Regions from separate parts of the Homo sapiens genome. Here region 2 is linked to region 1. The links are chromatin loops, found by intact Hi-C in ENCODE. Cell type or tissue: GM12878. All regions are shown on one strand. Each heading gives the region's core, and the rest is flanking DNA. Links, peaks and the distances in the headings are about the cores only.

Region 1 (11,631 bases), core at 1,852-9,851:
TCACCCTTCTTCTCATTGACACCTCACCCTAGCTCCAAAACCTGCTCTCCCCTGTGATCTGCCCCACTACTGATAAGCTCTCTGCTGGCACTAACTTTAGGTCATTCTCCAGGCCATATGGACATGGCATTCCAGGAAAAGGGGAGATGTGAGCTGGGGGCACGTGAGTGTAGACTAGCACAGTGTGTCCAGGTAATGGCATGGGTTAGTGTGATTGGAGCTAAGGTCTGTGCAGGGGGCATAGGAGGACACTAGGCTAAGAAGGAAAGTTTGGCCCAGATTGAATGGGCCTTCTCATTACATTAGACTTGATCCAGTACTCAGTGCAGAGCCACTAACAGGTTTAGGGGAGGTGAGTGAGTTAACCCTATTCCTGTTTTAGGAAGAGGACTTCAGTGTAGGCATGAAGGGGTACTGGAGGATGAGACTGCAGGAGACAGGGCAGCTCTTTACAGGAGGTTTGCCTTAATCCAACAGAAAATAGTAAAGGGTGGACTCAGACCTGGCAGTGGAATGAAGAGATAAGGAAGATGGGAGAGATTGTTTCAGAAATAAAACTGATACAACGTTTTGATTAATTGGATGTAAGTTAGAAGGAGCAGGGAAAGTCAAAGTAGAGGTCTTCTTAAACATATATGGAGAAGTTTGTGCCAGTAACTGAGTGAGAAATAGAAAAGGTAAAGCAGGTTGGGGAGAAGAAGATCAGTTCTGTTCTAAACATGCTGTTTGAGGCCTGAAAGGAGAAGCTAAATGCGTATCAGATAGACAGGAGAAGCTCTGGGAGTTAGTCATAGAATTTACAAGAAACATCAAGAGTTGTTGCAGATTGGTCCAAGTCAAACCAAAGAGGAAACTGAACTTAGAGAGTGAGAGAAAGGTAGCAGGACTTAAGGATGTGATAAATAACTGGCTTTCAACACTCACCGAACATCTAAGTCACTTGGGAGGCTTTAGAATATTAGTAATTTCATTGAGATACAATTTATATAGCACAGAATTCACCTGTTTAAACTTTAGAATTCACGGTTTTTAGTATATTCAAAATTGTGCAACCATCACCACCACTTAATTTTAGAAGATTTTTGTCACCCCAAAAAGAAACCCTATGTCCATCAGCCATCACTCCCTATTCCCCGCAATGAACTTAAAAAAGAAGAAGGTTGCTACTGGAAGGGTATGGTAAAGCTCACAGTCTCACAAAGAGCTGAATTACCAGGCCTTAGGAAGAGCAGAAAATACTCCAGCTCTGGGAGTCCCAGCAGAAGAAACTGAGAGGCTTTTTCTTCCCAGTGATGCTGATTGATGACTCAGCATTCACGTCTTCTCTCCTATGTGTCTCTGCTCAGTGGTCAAATTCCAGAGAAGGAAACTCAAAACGACCTCTGGTCAGGGAAGCTAGTCAGAGAAATCAAACAACAACAATGAAAAACCAGATGTCTAACCACATTGTTGGTCTGGAGAAAGCTGCATCTGCGAAGACTCTATATTGTCTCCAGTTGAGAGTGAATGTAAAGTGAGGAAACAGTACATGAAGGCTTACTCTTCAACAAGTCTATACCAAGGGAAAAAAAAGTAAAGCAATTGTGCACAGTGACGTCCTGGGCTGAAATATTTCTCCCACCCCAGCCTTCTGAGTAGTTGGGACTACAGGTGCACACCACCACACCTGGCTAATTTTTTTAAAAAATATTTTTTGTAGAGATAGGGTCTCCCTATGTTTCCCAGGCTGGTCTTGAACCCCTGGATTCAAGTGATTCTCCTGCCTTGACCTCTCAAAGTGCTGGGATTACAGGTGTGAGCCATTGTGCCTGATATTTGTTTGTTTTTAAGATATGATGTCCTTGAATATGTTCATAGGCAGGGAGACCTGGGGGAGAGGGGAGGGAATTAATGGAGCAAGTTACAGAAGAAGGCAGGTAGGGCTGATATTAGTGGCAGAGGAGGAGGGGTTAGCTTTGGAATGTAGGAGGCACACTTTTCCAAATAGATGGAGATTTGCAGGGTAAGGGGAAAGGAGGGATCTGCAAACTGATGGCCTGTATTTCTCAGGGAAATAAAAGACAAAGTGATGTGTAGATTGAGGGTCCAGGGAGTGAGGACTTGAGGTGAGTGGTGAGTCTGTGACTCCTGCTGCAGGGTCAGGTTCACTAACGGCAGCAGAGCAGTGGAGTGGTCCAGTCAAGCTTGACGCCAATGGATTGCTTTTTGTTCCTTTTTCCTTCCATTGCTGATTTTTTTTTTCTTTACATTTTAATGTTTATTTATCTCTCTCTCAAAGAGTGAACTAGAGAAAAAAAAAAGGGAAAGCAAATGTTAGAGGTTAAACTGAATGGACCACATCATAAAGTTTCTGCTCAAGCTTTGGTGGGGTGAGGATGAAGCGGACACAAAAATAGCTTGTTATTATTGGACTCCACTTACCCTTGTTTCTCCATCATAACCTCTAGTCCACGGATGTTGGTTTGTCTTACTACTCTAGAGGACTTGGAGCCCTTGGTTCAGAAGATGAGGCAAGAGTGCAGTAGATTCCTTCAGGTGTAACTTTACTGCACAAGGGTGCACCAAATAGGCAGCACCTGAGTACCTGGTACCACCAAGGTTGTTCCAAGGAAGGTAGTTTATATCACTTCAAGGCAGGGTTGTTGGGACAACCAAGCAAAAATGGCTTAAAGACTATACTTACCTTCCATAACTGCAAGGGGCATCCGTGGCGAACCAAAAGATCTCTCAGTTGAAGACCAGGTGACCCCAGATGAGATGTCAATCAAGATCTACCCCCTCTGAGTTCTTTAAAAATGGAACCTCCATTCTTGACTTCATAATGGCTTTATTGCAAACTTCACAGACCTTCCTGCTAGCACAGCGCTAAAAAAGAGCATCATTTCAGACTGCATTCTGATTGGGAGAAACAATCAGGAATTAGATTAGGCAGAACTGAGTTAGAACCCCTATCCCACCACTTCCTAACTGGGTGCCATTGGGCAAATTACTTACTCTCTCAGATCCTATGTCTTTGTATTTAAAGGATAATTTTAAGATGAAATTAAATATCCTGGTGAAAGCATTAAATAAGGAGTCTGGTACATGTTAGGTGGGCAACAAGTGCTGGAAATAATGGATCATGATATTTAATTTAAAGTTGTAGGTGGTGGGGGGGTGATTGTTAAAATAATGTAAAAGACACTTGTGAAATTTCTCTGTGGATACAGTGTAATACAAATTCAAAGTAAAAAGGAGTTAGTCCCATTACCAGAAAGAATACAAAAACAAGCAGCAACAAAAGCAACAAACAAAAAACAAAAAGACTCCTGGTAATTCATAAACACAGATGTGTTATCTTAAAGACTGGGATTCAAATTGCCAAGGACATTATTTTTTGATAAAGCAGTGCAAGTGAATACGAAAGATATGCAAATACCCCTGTCAAGCAGCTCAGAGCTACCTCCTAGCACTGTCGTCAAACCCTCCGTAACTCCCCAGTGCTGTTCCTGCCCTTTCCAGTCTTGTCTTTCACCGACTCCCCTTGACCTTTCAGCTCTGGTGAACTTGGATTCCTAACCTTGCATTTGTTTTCCCCAGTTCAGCATTCTTAATATTGTCATTCCATATGTGTCTCTCGAAATCCTTCTCCTATCCCTACCTACAACCCTACCAACTTTCTCATCCTTCAAGACTTGATCAAATCTCCCCTCCTCTAAAGCCTCCTCAGAATCATCACTTTCTGCTCCGAAATCCCAAGGTACTTCTCTTCTGTAGAACTAATTTGGCCAGCTAATTAGAGTGGGCATGTGTCATTCTTTTAGGCTGCTCCACATCTGAAGCCCTTTCCTAAGTTTGAGGGAAGCAGAACCTGCCTATGGAAGCTGAAGAAGCTTGAACATTTTCCCAGCCTCCCCTGCAGTTAAGACAAGGGCACGTGACAGAAGCTGAGCCAATCAGATGCATTCACCCCACTTGGTTGTGGACGCCAGGGATGTGGAGAAGCAGAGACCCAGCAGTCCTGAGGCAGTTGAGGGTGATGCCTGTGGAGCTGCGTTTGGTTTCCTGAGTCAATGACGGCAGAAAGTCTAGCAGTAGTGGCAACTAGGCACACTGATTGGTCTGTGCTCTGTGGTAGGAGTGGCGAAGTCTTCACCAAACTTCATGGTATGATATGGGGCATTACTTATGGCTACTTATCCCCAAGACTGATTCTCCAGCTTTGCTGAAGGTTTAGGGCCAAAAATAGGAGATTTCAGCATAGTAACTGCTTAAAATGCAATACAAGACCACTCTGGGAATTTCTTACTGCTTGTCTTTTTAGAAACTTGCCTCCAGCCGTGGTTAGTGGGCCTTCTTTCTTCCTAGGTCGTGCCCACAGAGGAATTTATAGCAATATTTTTGGATGTTGCAATGTTTGGGAGTCAATGCTGACATTTGGGAGAGAGCAGAGATACTAGTTTTCCTGCAATGTACAGGACAGCCACACACAATGAAAAATTATCTGTCATCTCCTGTCGTTTTCAAATGTCCCCAGGTTAAAAAAAACACTGTTTATAATTATCTGAGTCTAGAATCTGACTCTGTTTTACATACAAAGACAAAATATTTGGGACTTTTTGAGGGAAGACTGCATTTGGTTTGGAACTCCCTCAAGGGTCTTTGCTATTTAGAGATGTCACATCTTTAAAGATGGCAACAGTGCATGTGGTGTTGTCAAGGCAACACCTGAGGTTCAGAGCTTGAGTGTTACCCTCTTCATTTTCCAGATTCTGTGAGTCCCACAAGCATCTTACTCCTTCATTGTGTATTTTGTAGTGTCCTCCTGGCCAAACACTTGTATATGGTAGACATATTTTTATGTATTCCTCAAATTGCTTCCCTTTTATTTCTCCTTTATATTACCATTAGGAAAGTATATTCAATTTTTTAAGTTCATTTAAATTTTATTTCAAGATAGTCATGGTGACAGTCTAAATTACTTGTTATAAAAATGAACAAGTACCATGACCATGACCCTAAAGCCTTCTCTTATTTTCCCACAGTCTTTCAGCCTATCCCCTCCCAAACCTGTTTGTTACTAAAGATCCATCAGTGTGGAATTTTCAACGTCATTCAATTTTTTAAGATAACATACTTTCCTTCCTGTTAGTTATATACATAAATGCCCTCAGAAAATGACTCTATTCTCACAACCATAACATCTTGGGTTAATATTGATTGAAAATTCAATGGCACCTTTCAAATGCTGATGAGAGGGGTTTTAAAACTATCAACTCTCAGGCTCCTGGGAACTCAGTTTCTCTCTAAGCTTTATTGGGTGTAAAAAGCATATAGTGAGGCAATCCACACTCTGCTCTAAATGGCCATGTGAGGGAAGAAAGCTTTGCTTTATCTCTCTGAATACTTAGAAGGATTTAAATATAAATTAGCACAAGATTTGAAAAAGAGAAAAGAAGTACCATCATACTCTATTTTTTCAGTTACCAATCATCAAATTACAGTTGGTGAACTTTTGGGCAGTGTGAGCTACTTGGCCTGATGGTGAGAACACAAAAAGACTCCCCAGGACAAGGTGTCCTCAGCCAGCTCATGTGCAGATTGCAGATGGAGCCTCAGTGCCCAGACAACAGTGCCTAAAGGCTTTCTTACTGGTTTCAGGCCTCCTCTTGAATGACAGTCATTCTGAGGATGACATTTTAGGGTTAGAATGCTCCTTGACTTTAAAAAACAAACAAACAAACTGAACCTTATCATATTTTACTAGTGGTCCTTGGCTGGTGACAATCTTCGTACTACATGTTTTTGCTGGAAATCAAAGTGCGTTAGTCAAATGCCCTTTCAAAACCCTATTATCTCAGCATGCAAAGCCAGCATCTGAGGATTTTCCACATTGAATCGACCGGTGTGTACTAAAAGATGTATGTATAGAAAAGGGGAGCTATGGTTTTAAAGAAGACTGAGTTTTCATCATTTTGAAACTGTATAAATTAACATGAGTTTCAAATCAACAGTCTGCAATTTTGATTTTATCAACTCAAGAATCCTTGACAGAAGATCTATGGGAGTGACATAAAATGTTCTGGAGATTTTAATCAAGATGAGATAATGCATATAAAAGTGAACAGTGAAGTCCCACAAAAAGTATTTTAGGATATGTTACTAATTTTCGTAGTCTCCAGGGCAATGTTTAATACAAATTTGCAAACAATACAATAAATATACTCTGAAGCTGGATTCTCATAGTTTAACAGCTGCTCATTGCAAAAAAGAAAAAACTGAAAATAATGGGCAACTTTTTAGAACATTCATTAATAACTTTTCTTTTAAAAAATGGATTTTACCTGTTTTATTTTGAGTCAACCAGATATAATCTGAGTGACCAAAAGGAATAGTTGACCAAAAAGAATAGTATTTTTTTTCCAAATATGTCACCTTTATATGCTGGAAATATTTGCTCAAGATGTGATTCAACTGTCTGCCACACTGGAGAGCTTTAAAGAATCCTTTTACATTGAAGTGTCAATTATTTCTCTGTTCTTTTCAGGCAGCTGAGTACCCTCTCATCATTGTCAGTTCATCTCATTTTCATTTTTTAAATGCTAACCAAGAAAGTGGCCGGGTGCTTTGTCTCTGTCTCCTTGTTTTCACAGCCCCCAGTGCAGTCTTTCTTTTTTGTCCTTGTCAGTTTCATAACTTTGACCTCAAGGATGTTTTTCAGCCCACAGAGCAACTTGCAGCTTCCCGGGCTCTGCTGTGCAAAAATGCTTTTCGTTTTGTGAGAACTACCTGTGCCTTGATGTGGTAGAGATACTTCTCTTCTAGAAATTCAGCATGGCACAATAACTTGTTTTCTTGACTTTCACACTGACTCAGGCATTTATTAGGCATAGTACTCTAGCAATGTTGGGAAATACATAGAAGAGTTCCCCCATTTCTTGAGAAACGTACATAAAATAAGATGGAAATAACACGTGCTGAATGCTATAGAACTGCTCCATCCAATAGAATAATTGCCAGTTAATTGGTTATTGAGCATTTGAAATGAGGTCTGAATTGAGATGCACCATTAATTGTAAAATACACATTGGATTTCAAAGATTTACTGAAAAAAATGCAAAGCATCTCAATTTTAAAATACTGATTACATGTTAATGTGATAATATTTTGGATATGTTGGGTTAAGTAATAAGCATATATTAAAATTAATTTCACCTGTTTCATTTTACTTTTTTTGCGTGGCTACTAGAAATTCAAAATTGCATCTTTGGCTCACATTATTTCTATTAGGCAGCATTGTTATAGAAGTTTAGAGAGGAGTGGGGGAGTATGTCCTGTATATGTGGTAGGGCAGACACAGAGAGGCATGGTGGACAGAAAGCCATCTGAGAGGAGGTGACACTGGAGCTAAGCATTGAATGGTGGCAGCCTCTAGACACACAGAGTGGAGAAGGGATCTCAGCCAGCAGCAGAGAGGCAATGCTGTGTAGTGGGCAAGGCAGGCTTTGGATGACATCTCAACTCTTATGATAAATTAGTACAGTGCCTAGAACAAGAAAAAGCACTTAATAAGCGGTATCTAATTTTACTAGGATGTGAACGTCAGCAAGGTTAAAGGATGATTTAAGGGATGTTAAAATGACATCTAACCTAAAAGTCATTTCCTTAGCTACCATGCCAGAGACACCACCACCAAAGCCTTTCCTCTCCTTTCACATCACTGCTTATAAAATAATGGCTTATAATCTGAATGAATCCCAGATTCTACACAGTACATATTCATAAGCAGAGGAAAAAAACTATACTTCCCAATTGATTTTCATTGTCCTTGTTCCATAAGTGACTTTCTAACATTTGATAACCTTTTTTTTTGCATGTGGAAATAAAAGGTTAGAAGTAAAAATGGACCATTATCTTTCCTTTTCTGATTGAAATCCTTAATCACTGTGAACCTCCCCAAAATATTCAATGGTCCACATGTATCCACATCAAAATTATGGATGGCTCTGGAAACTAGACCAAACTCTGAGGATGACAGAGTGGCAATTACCAAGTGACACAAGACAAGCTTGGCATATGGCCAAGTTCCCTGGCATTTGGCCAAGTTCCCATTAAAGCCATATGGATTTACAGAAGGGCTTTATGGCATGCTGATATCTTACTGAAATATTCCAGGAAACTAATATTAGATCAGCACGATAGGTTACTTGGAGGGTAACTGACTGGAGAGATCATTATAATTTCATACAGAAGTGAGCTTCTGTTAAAGACTGGTGCATGCCACCGGATGGTGGGCTAAGAGTTGTGAGGCCCCCAGACATGATAGTGGCCCCAAACAAATATATTCTCTCTTCTATCCTGAGGTTCTGGTTACAGGAGCTTTAAGATGACCTTTTCTAAAGGAGTGAAAACAAAGTCTACACATGACTGTTGATTCAAGCACAAACCCCACAGGCAACTATCTACTAACTTGGTTTCTCTTCCATTTCAACTTCTCTTTTCCCCAGTTATCTGTTAAGAGAGCCAGAAAAGGGTATATATTGACAGCCCCCATTCACCTCCAAGTTTTACCTTTAGTAGCTGCCTTTATAATAATAATAATATCTAACATTACTGAGCACTTACATATACTATTTGTTCAATCCTCATAATACCACCATGCATTAGATATGGTTTAATTTATTAAATTATTTACTAAATATAAATTTATTTATTACTTTATTAGCTCTTACGGCTTCTGTGAGTCAGGAATTCAGATGAAACATAAGAAGTATAATTTATCTCTGCCCCATGAGGTCTGGCTCAGCTGGAGAACTTGAAGACTGCAAAGTTCTGAAGGCTCATTCACTCACGTCTGGTGGTTGACGCTGGCTATCAGCTATGGGTCTAGGTGGGGATATCAGTTGGAACACCCACATGTGGCCTCTCCATGTGGCCTGGGCTTCCTCACACCATAGTGACTGGGTTTCAATGGCAAATGTGTGTGAGTGTGTGTGTGTGTGTGTGAGAGAGAGAGAGAGAGAGAAAGTACCACGCAGAAGCCCTGGCTGGAAGTCATCACTTCTGCCACATCCTTTTATTGAGCCAGTTTCAAAGTTCAGCCCAGATTCAAGGGAAAGGAATACAGACCCCATCTCTTGATGAAGGAATATCAACATCAGTTCATGAGACTAGCATGTGGCACGAAATATATATTGGTGCAGCTGTCTTTTGGAAAATATAAACTGCCACACACTTGTGTTTTATAGATGAAACACCAGAGGCTTAAAGAGTATAAATAAATTGCTTGTGATTATGCAACTGGTAAAAAGAAAAGCCAAGATAGGAATCTACTGGTTTCCAGAATCCATGCTTTAAAAAAAAATCAGTGTTATACTATATCCCACCCCAAATTCTTTCCAGCTTTAAATTTTTAAAGAAATGATAAATTTAAAATAATAGATTTCAGTTTCTATTATAGAAAGTATGCCACAGACTTCATAAACCTGGAGTGGGGGTGGTAATACAAGATCACGATTATTTTAATGTCCAAATTACAAGAGCTGAAACCTCTAATAATTCAAGTCCTTGATCTTACTGTTTTCCCTAAAATTTCTTTCTCACTATTTCTATAGCTCCTAAAGAGGTGTGTCTTATGTGCCTACAAACCTATCTGTCCTTTGCGAGACAGATACCCTGACTTTGTTTCCTCTGCCAATGGTGGGACTTCTGAGATCATCAGTGACAAGGGAGCTGGGTCTTCTCGCTACAGGAGCAGCTGGGGGAGCCAGAGGAGAACTGGTTTTGCACAAAGATAGGAACAAAGACACACATACCAACTCTAAACCACACTTTGTCTTGTCACCTAGGCAGAGAAGTAGCATTGCCTTTCCCAGAGAATGACAGGGTCCATGGAAGCTGATCCTTCCATTTCATTTCCACGTCATTCTCATTTCCTTTCACTGATGCTAATTTCTGTCTTTTTTTTAAAAAAAAAAAAAAAAAAAAAAAAAAAAGCAGCTGCCGGATGCGGCGGCTCACGCCTGTAATCCCAGCACTTTGGGAGGCCGAAGTGGGCAGATCATGAGGTTGGAAGATCGAGACCATCCTGGCTAACACGGTGAAACCCTGTCTCTAATAAAAATACAAAAAACTAGCCAGGCATGGTGGCGGGTGCCTGTAGTCCCAGGTACTCAGGAGGCTGAGGCAGGAGAATGGCGTGAACCCGGGAGGCGGAGCTTTCAGTGAGCTGAGATCATGCCACTGCACTCCAGCCTGGGCGACAGAGCAAGACTCTGTTTCAAAAAAAAAAAAAAAAAACGCAAATGAATCCACCCCATCCTATCCTTATGCTATCTAGGACAGGCCATAATTCAGCCTGGGTGTCCAAACTTACTTCTACAAGGGTTAGGAAGACTTATGTTTTTCCTTTCCACCAAAAAACTGCAACAAAGTCTACAGGGAAAGCTCAGCTCATAACACAAGAACTTATGTACCAAACATAACCTCTGACTTCCAGGGTTAAACACGGGTCTTCTGGTTATAGGTGACCTCACTTTGCTGCCAAAACAATGGGTGCACGTTTCCTTTTCATTTGGATGTCTCAAAGAACAGTGAGGTAGTTTTCCCTAAACAAAAGAGGAGTTAACTCAAAAACAAATTCTCTTTTTGTACACTGCTCAAAGCTGTGAAAAAAAAGTTTTCCCAGGCTTCTTTCTACTTTAGTGAGATAACAAGGCCACAGCTTCAGAACTCTTTGCAAGAAGAAAAATTCTTGCTAAGATGTAGCTCAAATATGGGAGCCCAGCTGTGGGGGAGGTAGCAGAAGACTCTACATTCCACAGCTGGCCTTTCCCTCATGGGATTAGGATACTACTAGTAATAGTAGTGATAGTAATAATGAGGAGGAGGAGAAGGAGGAGGGGAAAAGGGAGAAGGAGAAGGTGCAGGAGGAGAGAAGTAACATGCATTGAATTCTTTCTAAGTGCTGAACACAGTGCTAAATGCTTTCATCTAGTTTCAACAGCTAGATGAGGTAGATACCGTTAGGCATGTGTATGAAAAGATGCCGTTTTTTTCAGATAAGGAAACTCAGGTTTAAAGATGTTGACAGTTGAGAGTTGTCCAAGTCCACACAGCTTGTAAGACGTGAAGTTGGGATTTATTAATAGACCCAATTTATTAATAGACCCTATTTATTAATAGACTCCTGAACTCTTCTATAGTTTATATCAACTGTCTCCAGCTTCAAATTAGCTGTTAGCTGTTGTTTTCCTAAGAAATCCAATTAGTCCAAACTTTATTAAACACTCACTGTGTGCACAAATCCACACTAGGACCTGGGATGATAGAAATGGAATAAGATCCTGTTCCTGCTTGAGGAAGCCAGCGGTTCAATAGAGAAGACAACATGCATGGTAGGGAGGGCTCTTAGGGTTCTCTGGGATCACCAAGTAGGGAGGGATTACTTCTAACCCTGATGTGATCTAGGGGAAATTCTAGAATGTGGTTTTTGCAATGGAAATAACTTATAAATACAATTTTGATAGGTAGAAAAGAAAAAAGGGAAAGACATTCTAAACGGAGAAATCATATTAAGAAAAAAGAAGACAAATGGTCTGTTAAAATGCATGGTATGGAGAGAAGAAGGTTGAATTGTCAGGAGATGGATAG
Region 2 (11,631 bases), core at 2,063-10,062, 64 kb before region 1:
TGTCAAAAACAGAACTCTTCAGAGTATCTATGTACGTGCATTGGTCTCTATATTGGCTTTCCATTTTCTTTCTACTTGAGATCATTTATGATGATCTTGTCAACATTTTGCTTTGTAGAACCTCCAATCTTTTTTTAGCCATATTCCTTCTTAGTCTCAGGCAATGGATCGTGCCTCCATTTCTTTTAAACATCCTTTGAGCTACTTCCCCAGGGAAGTCCCAGGAAATGTCTACCCACCAAAAATTCCTCCCCGTTCCTTAACATTATGTGACAGGGTCATTTTTCCTCATGGCTTCTGTCTCTTCCATACCCCCAGCCAGTCTTTTATGCTGGCCAGAACCATGTTTGGCATAGCTGTTTTTCTCACTGTTTTCCCTACTTTAATGGAGGACAAATTGTCAATAAACTAAGCCAAGGATTTAATAGATACTCCCCTGTGGGAAGAATGGCACTTCTAGCAGAAGTATGAATTGCCAGCCCTCCATTACTAAATATAACCTTGCCACAATGTCCTTCTGAATTTTACACAGAGTTTTATACCTTCTTGACATACTTCTTCCATTAGATTGATTTTCTGACCTAGATTTCCCTTCTAATGCCCCATTCCGCTTGACAGTTCTATCCTTTTGGGACTCCGTAACACCAATAGTATCACACATACTTTACTCCGTGGAAAGGTCAAGCTCATTTTCTTTATTTAACCAGGTGGATTCTATGAAACTTATTTATTTCTATATGTCCAGCATTAACAAAGTACCTAGCACATGATAAATAGTCAATAAGAGCAAATTGAATAAAAATAAGATGGTATAGATGCATATGAAAACTTAACTATTTTTGAAAACTCTTCCCCTAGCTGTATTTTCTTGAGAATAATTGGGCTCCTTTTTTTTGCTATTGTTCTTTTCTCTGTATGTCACAGACTTATGTTTAATGGGTTTTAGATCCTAGAACTTGAGTTTGCAGGCCGAATATGTGCTATGTGGGCTTACTAGGATTCAGAATTACCTTCTTGCTCTCTCTCAAAGAACAATATAGCATTGAGACTTGGTAAGCCATAAATAGAAAGCAAAGGGTGAAATTTCATTGTAAAACAGCAAAAAGAATCAGAATTCCCTTTATTCTTTTAGGGCAAAAGATCACTTCTTGCATTATTTGAAGGTGTCACATGAGAGACTTGCCTGCTTTTCAGAAGGCGGTATTGCATATTTGGGGCCGAAAGAAACAGGAGAGCAGAGGGGAAAGAGAAGTTTGAAAGCTCAGAGGTTTTATTCTAAGGTATAAGCAAGCTACTGTGGATGGTGTTCCTAAGAGAAACCCTCAAATAGCTTTTATAGGCAAACCAAGAAAAACTTAATTGAACATCCTAGAGAGTTGATTTTTCCCACCTACAGAGATAAAAATGACATTGCAATGCAGAGGATAGGGCAAATCTTGGTTTAGGTTAAAAAAAGAGTAGTTAAGTCCTAAGAGAAAGGTCATATTTTAAAATAGGTTGAAGAATAAAAGAAAGACTGAAAAAAATGGAAATATGGCAAGTACTTGGGCAGGTGAACATGTTAAGAATACAATTTGTGGAGAGGGCACACTACTTCTTTCTTGCTCCTCATTAGCACATTGTGGGATCAACTGTCCTGAAGAGTGACATATTTTTACAGACCAATTTTCCAGGAAAGCATTTGGTTTCCGTGCAAATAAATTAACGAATAAATTACTGGAAATACTTAAAAGGAAATCTCATGTGATTCAGAGTGAACTTAGAGATTCTTAAATGAAGAAACATCACCATTGTGCCCATGCCAAGAGGGTGATAAGGATTATTCCTCTTTCTTCAACAATTTCTCTTTCACTTCCTGATTTCAGTGGTCATTGGCAGGGTGCAGTCTTTGCCTGTTGCTCTTCTCTCTTAACACACTTTATTTATTTATTCATTTTTGGTTTATTTTATTTTATTTTTTTTTGTAAAGACAGGGTCTCACTATGTTCCCAGTGATGGTCTCAAACCCCTGGCCTCAAGTGATTCTCCCGCCTCGGCCTCCCAAAGCACTGGGATTACAGGCATGAACCACCATGCCCAGATCACACTTAATTTTAGAAGGCTCACTGTTGCCCATAAACTTTAGCACCCACCCCCTCTGTATAGATGACACCCAAGTCATTAACTCTAGTCAAGACTCACTGTCACCACTTCCATCCCCATCACTGGATAATTCCACTTCAACATTGTGCCATGACCTCAGACTCCTCCACCAAAGTCACCATGTGCTCACAGCACATCCTACCATGTGAGCTTGCTCTCTGGCAGGTAGGGGAGACATCTAGAAGTAAATTGGTACACAAGGGACAGAGAGAAGACTTTGCCAGTTGCAGGCAGGGATGTATGTGACACATGCAAGAATCTTCCTTTCTGCCTGGGAACAACTGCCTGTTCTGGCCTCTAATCCTGAGCCTTGGTGCAATTTCACCTTCCTGACTCTGATCTACTGGTTTCCCTTCTTACTTTGAGGACTGAACTCTGGCCTGTGTCCCTAGAATTAGCCCATTAGTCTGGCTCCTAATCCACATTTTGCTCATAAATCAGTAAGCTACCATTTGTATGAAAAAAAGAGTGTACATGACTATAATTATAAGACACTTCTAGAAGGATACATGAGACATTAGTAAAAGTTGTTGCTTCTGAAGAAATAAATTAGGTAGCTGGGGGCAAGGGGAGAGAGACTTACCTGTCAAGTAAACCTTACTCTTTCTCTCTCTCTCTCTCCATATATACATATGTATATATATACACATATATATACACATATATATATACACATATATATATATACACATATATATACATATACACACATAAACATACATATATACACACACGTATATATATAAATTTTAAATTTTCATTTAAAAATTAAATGAAAAAGTATGCTGATCATCCTATGTTCTGTCAAAAAATATTTATTGATCATCTACATGCCAAACACTGTTGAATAAATAATGCTCTCCTAGTTATTATTCTAGTAAATAGAAATAGTTGATAAACAAGTAGATGAGAAGCTAATTTCACCACCTCACACTCATCAGGATGGCTACTATTAAAAAAAAAACAGAACTAAATAAATGTTGAGAAGGATGTGGAGAAATCAAAACCGTAATGCACTGATGGGAATGTAAAATGCTGCAGTAGTGTGAAGGCTCCTCAAAACATTAAAAATAGAATTACCATATGATCCAACAATTCAACGTCTGAGTATATACTCAAAAGAATTGAAAGTAGAGCCTCAAAGGGATATTTGTACACCTATGTTTATGGCAGCATTATTCACAATAGCCAAAGGTGAAAGCAGCCCAAATGTTTATTGGCGGGTGAATGGATGAACAAAATGTGGTGCATACATACCATGGAACACAATCCAGTCTTGAAGGCAATTCTGGCACCTGCTGCAACATGGTGCACCTCAAGGACATCATGCTAAGTGAAGTAAGCCAGTCACAAAAAGAAAAATATCACATGATTCCACTTACATGAGGTACCTAGAGCAGCCAAATCCATAAAGACAAAAAGTATAGGAGTGGTTGCTAGGGGCTAGAAGGATTGGGAAATGGGGAGTTTTTGTTTAACGGGCACACAGTTTTGCAAGATGAAGAGTTCTCGAGATGGATGGTGGTGATGGTTGCGTAACAATGTGAATGTACTTATTGCCACTGAACCGTACACTCAGTTTTTCTTTCAGAGACAAGGTCTCACTCTGTTGCTCAGACTGGGGTGCAGAGGCACAATCATGGCTGACTGCAGCCTCAACCTCCTAGGTGCAAGCCGTCCTCCTACCTCAGCTACCTTAGCCTCCTGAACAGCTGGGCTCACAGGTGCATGCCACTGTGCCTGGCTAATTAAAATTTTATTTTTTGTATAGATGGGCTCTTGCCATGTTGCTCAGGCTGGTCTTGAACTCCTGGGCTCAAGCATTCCACCTGCTTTGACCTCCCAAAATGCTGGGATTACAGGTGTGAGCTACCACTGGCCTAAACTGTACTCTTAAAATACTTAAGATGGTATATTCTAAAAAAAGTAATAAGCTAATTTTAAAGACAGTAAGTAGTTTGAGGAGAATAAACAAAGGTGACAGGACAGAGTGTAATGGGCTGGGCTATAAAGAGTGAGCAGAAGAGGCATCCTGAGGAGCTGGCATCTGAATGGGACCAGGAATAATGGGAATGAGCTGGCAAGAAGGTCCCGGGATGCAGAGGGCACAGCCGTGTAAAGACCCCCAGGTGGGAGAGAGCTTTCGTGTGCTGCAGCAACAGAAAGAAGGTCTGTGCAGCTGACACGTGCTGTAGGAGGCAGGGGAGGCAGAGCGTGTCCTTGCACAGGGGCAGTAAGCAGCAGTGCCACTCTACAGTTCAAGTCAGCCAGCCATTGGTGTGAACAGACCACTCTGTCTCTTTCTTATGGCGCAATTCTAATTACTCTTCTAATTATTCTTATTACCCTACCCTCTCTTTTAAGAGCCAAGATTGAAGTTTCTTTCGGATGAGATTTCTCAGGAGTGTCAAAGTAGGAAAGTATGGAAGCCTGAGGCCTGGGATGATCCCAAATGTCCAGAAATACAGGCATGTGCACCAATCCAACTAGGTTCTGATATCAGAAAACCAGCTTTGGAGTTTAGGCCCAGTTAAATCTGACTTTAAACATCCTTCACATCTTTGAAGCTCGGTTTCTCCATCTGTCAGATGGGAATCACGAGAATGTCTTCCTCACTGTGTTGCCGTGAAAATCATGTTAATCGTGGATAACTAATTGTAAACTAGTGTTATTTACACATTAGTTGGTATCATGCCACTGATTTTCTGGCTCTGTGGTGCTGCACTTTCCAGTGGTTCTAGCAATCTCAGAGATTATCAAAATAAAATTCAGGGCCTGGCATGGGGCTCACACCTGTAATCTCAGGACTTTGGGAGGCCGAGGCAGGCAGGTTGCTTGAGTCCAGGAATGCCAGACCAGCCTAGGCAACATGGTAAAACCCTGTCTCTACACAAAATACAAAAATTAGCCAGGCATGGTGGCACACAGCTGTAGTCCCAGCTACTCAGGAGGCTGAGTTAGGAGGATCACCTGAGCCTGGGAAGTCAAGGCTGGAGTGACCCATGATTGCATCACTGCACTCCAGCCTGGGTAGCACAGTGAGGCCTTTTCTCAAAAAAGAAAAGAAAAATTAAGGAACATTTTTGAAACAAAAGATGCAATGTGTGGGTTTGGAGAGTCCATGGCGAGGAGGAATGGCATGACATAAAATACTGACTCTGGCAACTCTAGAAAGATGCAGTGCTTGGACCTTCCTAGAGCAGGAGAGTCTTCCTGGAGCAGACCCTGGGAGCACACACAGCAGCGATGATGAAAGCCAGTGTGCCTGCCTGGTACAGCATCCTGAGATCATAGTGTACGGAAACCTGGGTCTCCACTTTTCTATGATTGTTGGTGACAGAGAAGAGAAAGACTTAAAAGAAAACAGCTGTTGAGGTGGCTTGAGTTCATTCAGAGAATAAATTTTAAATGTCCCAAAGAACTTCATAGATGAACTGAACTGAGAAATATTAAGTAGGATGAATGGAAAACTCCCTTTAATCATGAACATTTTGACCACAGAATCATAATGTGCTTTGAGATTGGGCCGTGCTTTGGCAATCTTTCAACATATTGCAAATGATATTCTCAAATGCTGTCTTTCCCCCTACCTAGGTAGCTGTTTGAACTTTGTACAGCATGAGCAAGTTATCATAAGACACATCTAAAATATTATCTGTGGAAAAATTTGCTTTGAGTAAAGCGTGGTTGGATACAGGGAGAACAACTTGTGTAAAGGATCCCTTCAAACAATGCATGTGGCTGCACATAGCTGATTCCTAATTAGAATGTAAATTCCACAAGGCAGGGACCATGTCTAGTTGGTCACGTTGTATCTCCAGGGCTTGTCAAGTGTCTGGCATATAGCAAGTTATCAATATTTTTGCAATAATAGATGAGTGAATAAATTAATGTTGTGGGTCTATCAGCAATTTCTCATCTTTGCCAACTTTAATGAAGAGCGATTTTTCTTTCCAAAATGGTAGTTCCAGTCATGAATCTATTGAATACACTGAATCATTTCAAAGGATGTTTGTTACTTTAATAGCACTTAATCAGGAAGCCGCCTCAGGGATTTTTGGGTTGCAAGGGAGAGGCTGAGTGCTGTGGGGAGGTGTAATAGTCTGATATTCCAACCCTCTTCCATCAGAAGAGCTGTTTTCAATTGCTTTGCACACTGGGAATCTCTTCAACTTTTAATTTAAAAGATTTTGACCACTAAAATAAAAATGTGAAAAACTTCTTTAGGTCACTGACACCAAATGATTTAATAGGACCATAAGCAAATAAATACTTAATAAGAACCCTTGTAAGATGATGCATACATATATTTATATGGGAAACTGTGCAGCATTTTCTAAAACTTTCCTGCATCCCCCTTTTTTAAAAGGAACTTCGAACGACCAGATTACCTGATTGCACTCTGCTGACCCCTGGGAATTTTCTGGAGTTTTCTCTATTACTTCCCCCAATAGGTCCTTTCCATCAAAAAATAACCTGTCATGAGTTCTCATTCCCTTATGAGCTACTCTTTATCTGATAACCATGAATGGTAATAGGTTTAACTAGTACCACTAAATGTGCTAGTGGTCCAAAAACAACATCTTTACCAGAAAGCCCGTAAGAAGCAGTTCTTCTAAACCTGAGTCAGAAAAATATATGGGGCCAGTAGCTTTTCAGAGCTCTGAAATCATTCCAGTTGGTTAGTTGCTTAGAGTACACAGGGATAGCCTAAACTATGAAGCAATAATCTTCAAGGAATTACACTTCTATATATACCTGACCCCTCTAACTACTCTACCATTGGAAGGAAAATGTTCTAATTAGAAATCTTTTGTACAAGTACATTCTCTCCTGTGGATTAAACCATTCCCTACATTTCTTTCTAAGATAAGCAGACCCACCTACTAACATTATGATTATTTCTGCCCAGATTATATAGTTCAGAAAAGGGTCTTCATAAAGTTTCCCAGGAAACTAAAATGTTGGCGAGATATCATTGGGAACAACATGAAAACGGTAGGCGGTGGGAGGAGGTGGAGAGAGAATTTTTAACAGGTTTTCAATGTACTCAAAATAATACCCACTATACAGCTAACATTTTGTGAAGTTTGAAAAATAATCCACACAAGAGAAATGGTTAGAAACACACAAGGTGAAGGCAAATGCGAAATACTGCCAAGCAAAGGAGGCTGGCTGAACCCAGAAAACAGTAACACACAGACTCTGAGATATGAACCAGTGGAGCTAAATAGTAATTAGTGACTGGATATTGTGCAAAGACTTAATTAATATTCCTGTATTACAAAAGAGCACCTGCAAGGCATTGCACACTCAACCCGCTAATGAGCATGAATTCATGTTGGCCTAGTAAAAGAGTAAGAGAAATTGCTCCTGTCATTTGCTTTTAAGGTGGGTTGACAAATGAATGCTATGTTGTCTTTTTTTTTTTTTTTCCTAGCTGGGTGATTTCCCAGGCCTGTTAATCACATTCATCCTTGTAGATAGCATCTCTGACTCTAGAGGTTATCATCAGTATTTTTCTGTGAAGTATTTTACAAATCAGGGCAAGTAGATTTAATATTATTTCAACAAAAACTGAGGATCCTTTCACAGTGCAGGAAAAATTTCCTGACAATTAACATTTACAGGTAGTTGAACAAAAATCCATTGATCATGAATTTGTTTTCAAATACAAGACACACTTGAAGTAGAAATCATCCTTTTATTTATCATTGGTGTCAAGGTTTAAAGGCATCAAAAGCCATGTATATTTAATGCAAACATTAATTTTTTTTTAAATTAGACTACAGAGTTTATTCAGATTTTACTACTTTTTCCATCTATGTCTGTTCCAGGATCCCATTCAGGTTACCACATTGCATTTAGTCATCATGTCTCCTTTGAATCCTCCAATCTGCTATAGTTTCTCAGCTTTTTCTTGTTTTAATTTAATGCACATACTAAAATTTGGTAAATTATCATTAAAAAGTTATCAACTTTGTTATTTATTTTTAATGGGCTTTGTTGTCATATGTTTAGCTACACTTAGCATAGTGTCTATTTTTAACAAGTGAGAAAATGGGTTAAATGTTAACCATAACTGTATCGAACAACATTTTGTCAAATAAAAAAAAATGTAACTATTGTAGAAAAAAGCCATGGTGGTGAAAAGAAAGGAGATACAGAGGACTACAAATTCACTTATCTCCAAAATTAGCTTGGATTTGAAATAAACATTGTTTTTGTTTTAAAAAAAAAAAAGGCAACAAAAAGTAATCATCTAATAATCTAATCTACTTGGCTTAAACATTGCACTCTGTCTGAACCTTTGTGGGAATTATTTCTGCCTATAAATAAACTATTAAACTATTAAGAACAAGAACTTCAGCCGGGCATGGTGGCTCACGCCTGTAATCCCAGCGCTTTGGGAGGTTGAGGTGGGCAGATCACAAGGTCAGGAGTTCGAGACCAACCTGGTCAACATGGTGAAACCCGTGTCTACTAAAAATACAAAAAATTAGCCAGATGTGGTGGCAGGTGCCTGTAGTCCCAACTACTCAGGAGACTGAGGCAGGAGAATTGCTTAAACCTGGGAGGCAGAGGTTGTAGTGAGCTGAGACCACACCACTGCACTCCAGCCTGGGCAACAGAGTGAGACTCCATCTCAAAAATAAAAAAGAATAACAAGGACTTCCACTAGAAAAATTATATTCTTAATAACGTTGTTTTTCAGATAGTGTGGTAGACAGAACAATGGACTTCCAAAGATGGCTATGTGCCAATCTCTAGAATCTGTGAATATATTACCTTTCATGGAAAAAAGGACTTTGTAGATATTATTAAATTAAGAGTCATGAGATGGGGAGATTATCCTCCATCATCCAGGTGAGCCCAGTGTAATGTCAAGGGTTACTGAAATAGAGAGGCAAGAAGATCCAAGTCAGAAAAAGGGAGGTGATGACAGAAGCAGAGGTTGGAGTCATGCATTCTGAAGAGGGAGTAAGGGGTCATGATTCTAGGATTACAGGTGGCCTCTAGAGGCTAGACAAGGCAAGGAAGCAGAGTTTCCCCTGCAGCTTCTAGGAGAAACACAAACCTGACAACACCTTGATTTTAACCCAATAAGACTCATTTTGGACTTCTGAACTCCAGAATCATAAGGGAATATGTTTGTATTGTTTAAAGCCACTAAAGTTGTGGCAAATTTTACAGCAGCATTAGGAAACACACAGCTTACGAAAAACAAAAATTATCTCCTGAGAGAGAGGTAGAGCAAGATGGCAGAATAGAAGGCTTCACCAATCATGCCCCTGCCACAAGGACACCAATTTAACAACGATCTACACAAAAAACTACCTTCGTAAGAACCAAAAATCAGGTACCAGGTCAGCCACAGTGGGACAGAGCACCAAACAGCTCCTTGGGGGTCCCCAGTTCCAGGCCTTGGGCTCTTGGACAGCATTTCTGTATCTGCTGTGTGTGGTACAGAGGGGAGCCCATTGCCCTGAAGGGTGAGTCCCAGGCAGCATTCAACATAAATTGACTGAAGAGCCCTTGGGCCTAAAAGGACCATCTGCAGTAGCCTGGTAGTACTCTCGTGGGCCTGTGGTGGTGATGGCCGTGGGGTGAAGCTCCTCTGCCTGTGAAAAGCAGAAGGAAGAACAAAAAGTTCTTCCTCATGATTTGAGTGCCAGCTTAGCCACCATACAATGGAACACCAGGTAGACTTCTAAGCCTTTTTACTCCAGTCCCTGGCTCTCTGACGGCACCTCTGGACCTACCTGGGGCCTAAGGGAACTTGCCACCCTTAAGAGAGAGACTCAAGCTTGGCTGGCTTGTCATCTGCTAATTGTAGAGCCTCAGGGCCTTGAGAGAAAATAGGCAGTAGCCAGGAAGTGGTTACAGTGCACTTTGGGCAAGACCTAGTACTCTGCTGGCTTCGGGTCTCACCCAGCACAGTCCCAGTGGTAGTGGCTGCAGGTGTGCCTGTGTCACCCCACCCCCAACTCCAGAACAGAGGAAGAGAGACTGTTTGTTTGGTAGAAAGTAAGGAAAGAGAACAAGAGTCTCTGCCTGATAATTCAGAACATTTTTCTGGATTTTATCCAAGATGATCAAGGTAGTACCTTAAGGAGTCTGCAAGAACCACAGCATTATTGAGCTTGGGGTGCTCTCAAGTGCAGATATGGCTTAGATCACAATATCTTTCAAGCTGTGGAAAGCCTTCTCAAGAAAGGCAGACACAAACAAGCCCAGGCTGTGAAGACTACAATAAATATCGAACTCTTCAATGCCCAGGCACAGACAAACATCTATAAGGATCAAGACAACCCAGGAAATCATGACCTTACCAAATGAACTAAATAAGACACCAGGGACTAATCCTGGAGAAACAGAGATATGCGACCTTTCAGGCAGAGAATTCAAAATAAGTGTTTTGAGGAAACTCAAATTCAAGGTAACACAGACAAGGAAATTCAGAATTCTGTGAGATAAACTTAACAAAGTGATTGACATCATTTAAAAGAATGATGCAGAAATTATGGAGTTGAAGAATGCAATTGACATACTGAAGAGTGCATCAGAGTCTTCTAATAGCAGAATTGATCAAGCAGAAGAAAGAATTAGTGAACTTGAAGACAGGCTATTTGAAAATACACGATCAGAGGAGACAAAAGAAAAAAGAGTGAAAAACAATAAAGCATGCCTACAAGATCTAGAAAACAGCTTCTAAAGGGCAAATCTAAGAGTTTTTGGCTTTAAAGAGGAGATAGAGAGATGGGGTAGAAAGTTTATTCAAAGACATAATATCAGAGAACTTCCCGAATCTAGAGAAAGATATCAATATCAAAGTACAAGGAGGTTATAGAATACCAAGCAGATTTAACCCAAAAAAGATTACCTTAAGATATTTAATAATCAAACTCCCAAAGGTAAAAGATAAAGGATGCTAAAAGCAGCAAAAGAAAAGAAATTACATACAATGGAGCTCTAATACATCTGGCCCCAGACTTTTCAGTGGAAACTTTACAGGACAGGAGAGAGTGGCATAACATATTTAAAAGCTGAAGGAAAAAAAAAATTCACCCTATAATAATATATTTGGTGAAAATATCCTTCAAACATGAAGGAGAGTTAAAGACCTTACCACATAAACAAAAGCTGAGGGATTTTATCAACATCAGAGCTGTCCTACAGGAAATGCTATAGGGAGTACTTGAATCAGAAAGAAAAGGACATTAATGAGCGATAAGAAATCATCTGAAGGTGCAAAACTCACTGGTAATAGTAAGAACACAGAAAATCACAGAATATTATAACACTGTAACTGTGCTGTGTAAGCTTATCTTAAGTAGAAAGACTAAATGATGATATAATCAAAAGTAGTAACTACAACAACTTATCAAGATATGGATAGTAAAATAAGATAGCAATAGAAATAACAAAAAGTTTAATAAAAGTTGGAGGACAAAGTTAAGGTGCAGAGTTTTTATTAGATTTCTTTTT

What was found. A loop is a pair of places that touch in the nucleus more often than their neighbours do. Peaks named below come from ENCODE experiments on the same cell type or tissue, not always from the same donor. Only the 100,000 strongest peaks of a DNase experiment are listed, where the experiment ranks them.
Region 2: a loop joins it to region 1, with 2.1 times the contacts of the local background. A loop is called at or near these places in 3 of 110 quality-filtered maps.

What each region holds. Positions count from the first base shown.
Region 1 is chr2:168,426,261-168,437,891 of GRCh38, forward strand. It overlaps LOC102724081 (a long non-coding RNA gene), which reads right to left. Exons shown (of 4, transcript XR_002959433.2): 2 at 2,684-2,865; 3 at 1,214-2,284. Among named protein-coding and RNA genes, the nearest start is that of CERS6, 24 kb to the right of the region's middle. RefSeq lists enhancers at 6,590-6,649, 6,680-6,769. In GM12878, for the core only: no CTCF peak of the experiment used is centred there; a DNase peak (open chromatin) is centred at 6,741; H3K4me3 peaks cover 623 bases.
Region 2 is chr2:168,361,748-168,373,378 of GRCh38, forward strand. All of the region lies in intron 2 of LOC105373734 (a long non-coding RNA gene), which reads right to left. Among named protein-coding and RNA genes, the nearest start is that of CERS6, 89 kb to the right of the region's middle. In GM12878, for the core only: no CTCF peak of the experiment used is centred there; no DNase peak of the experiment used is centred there.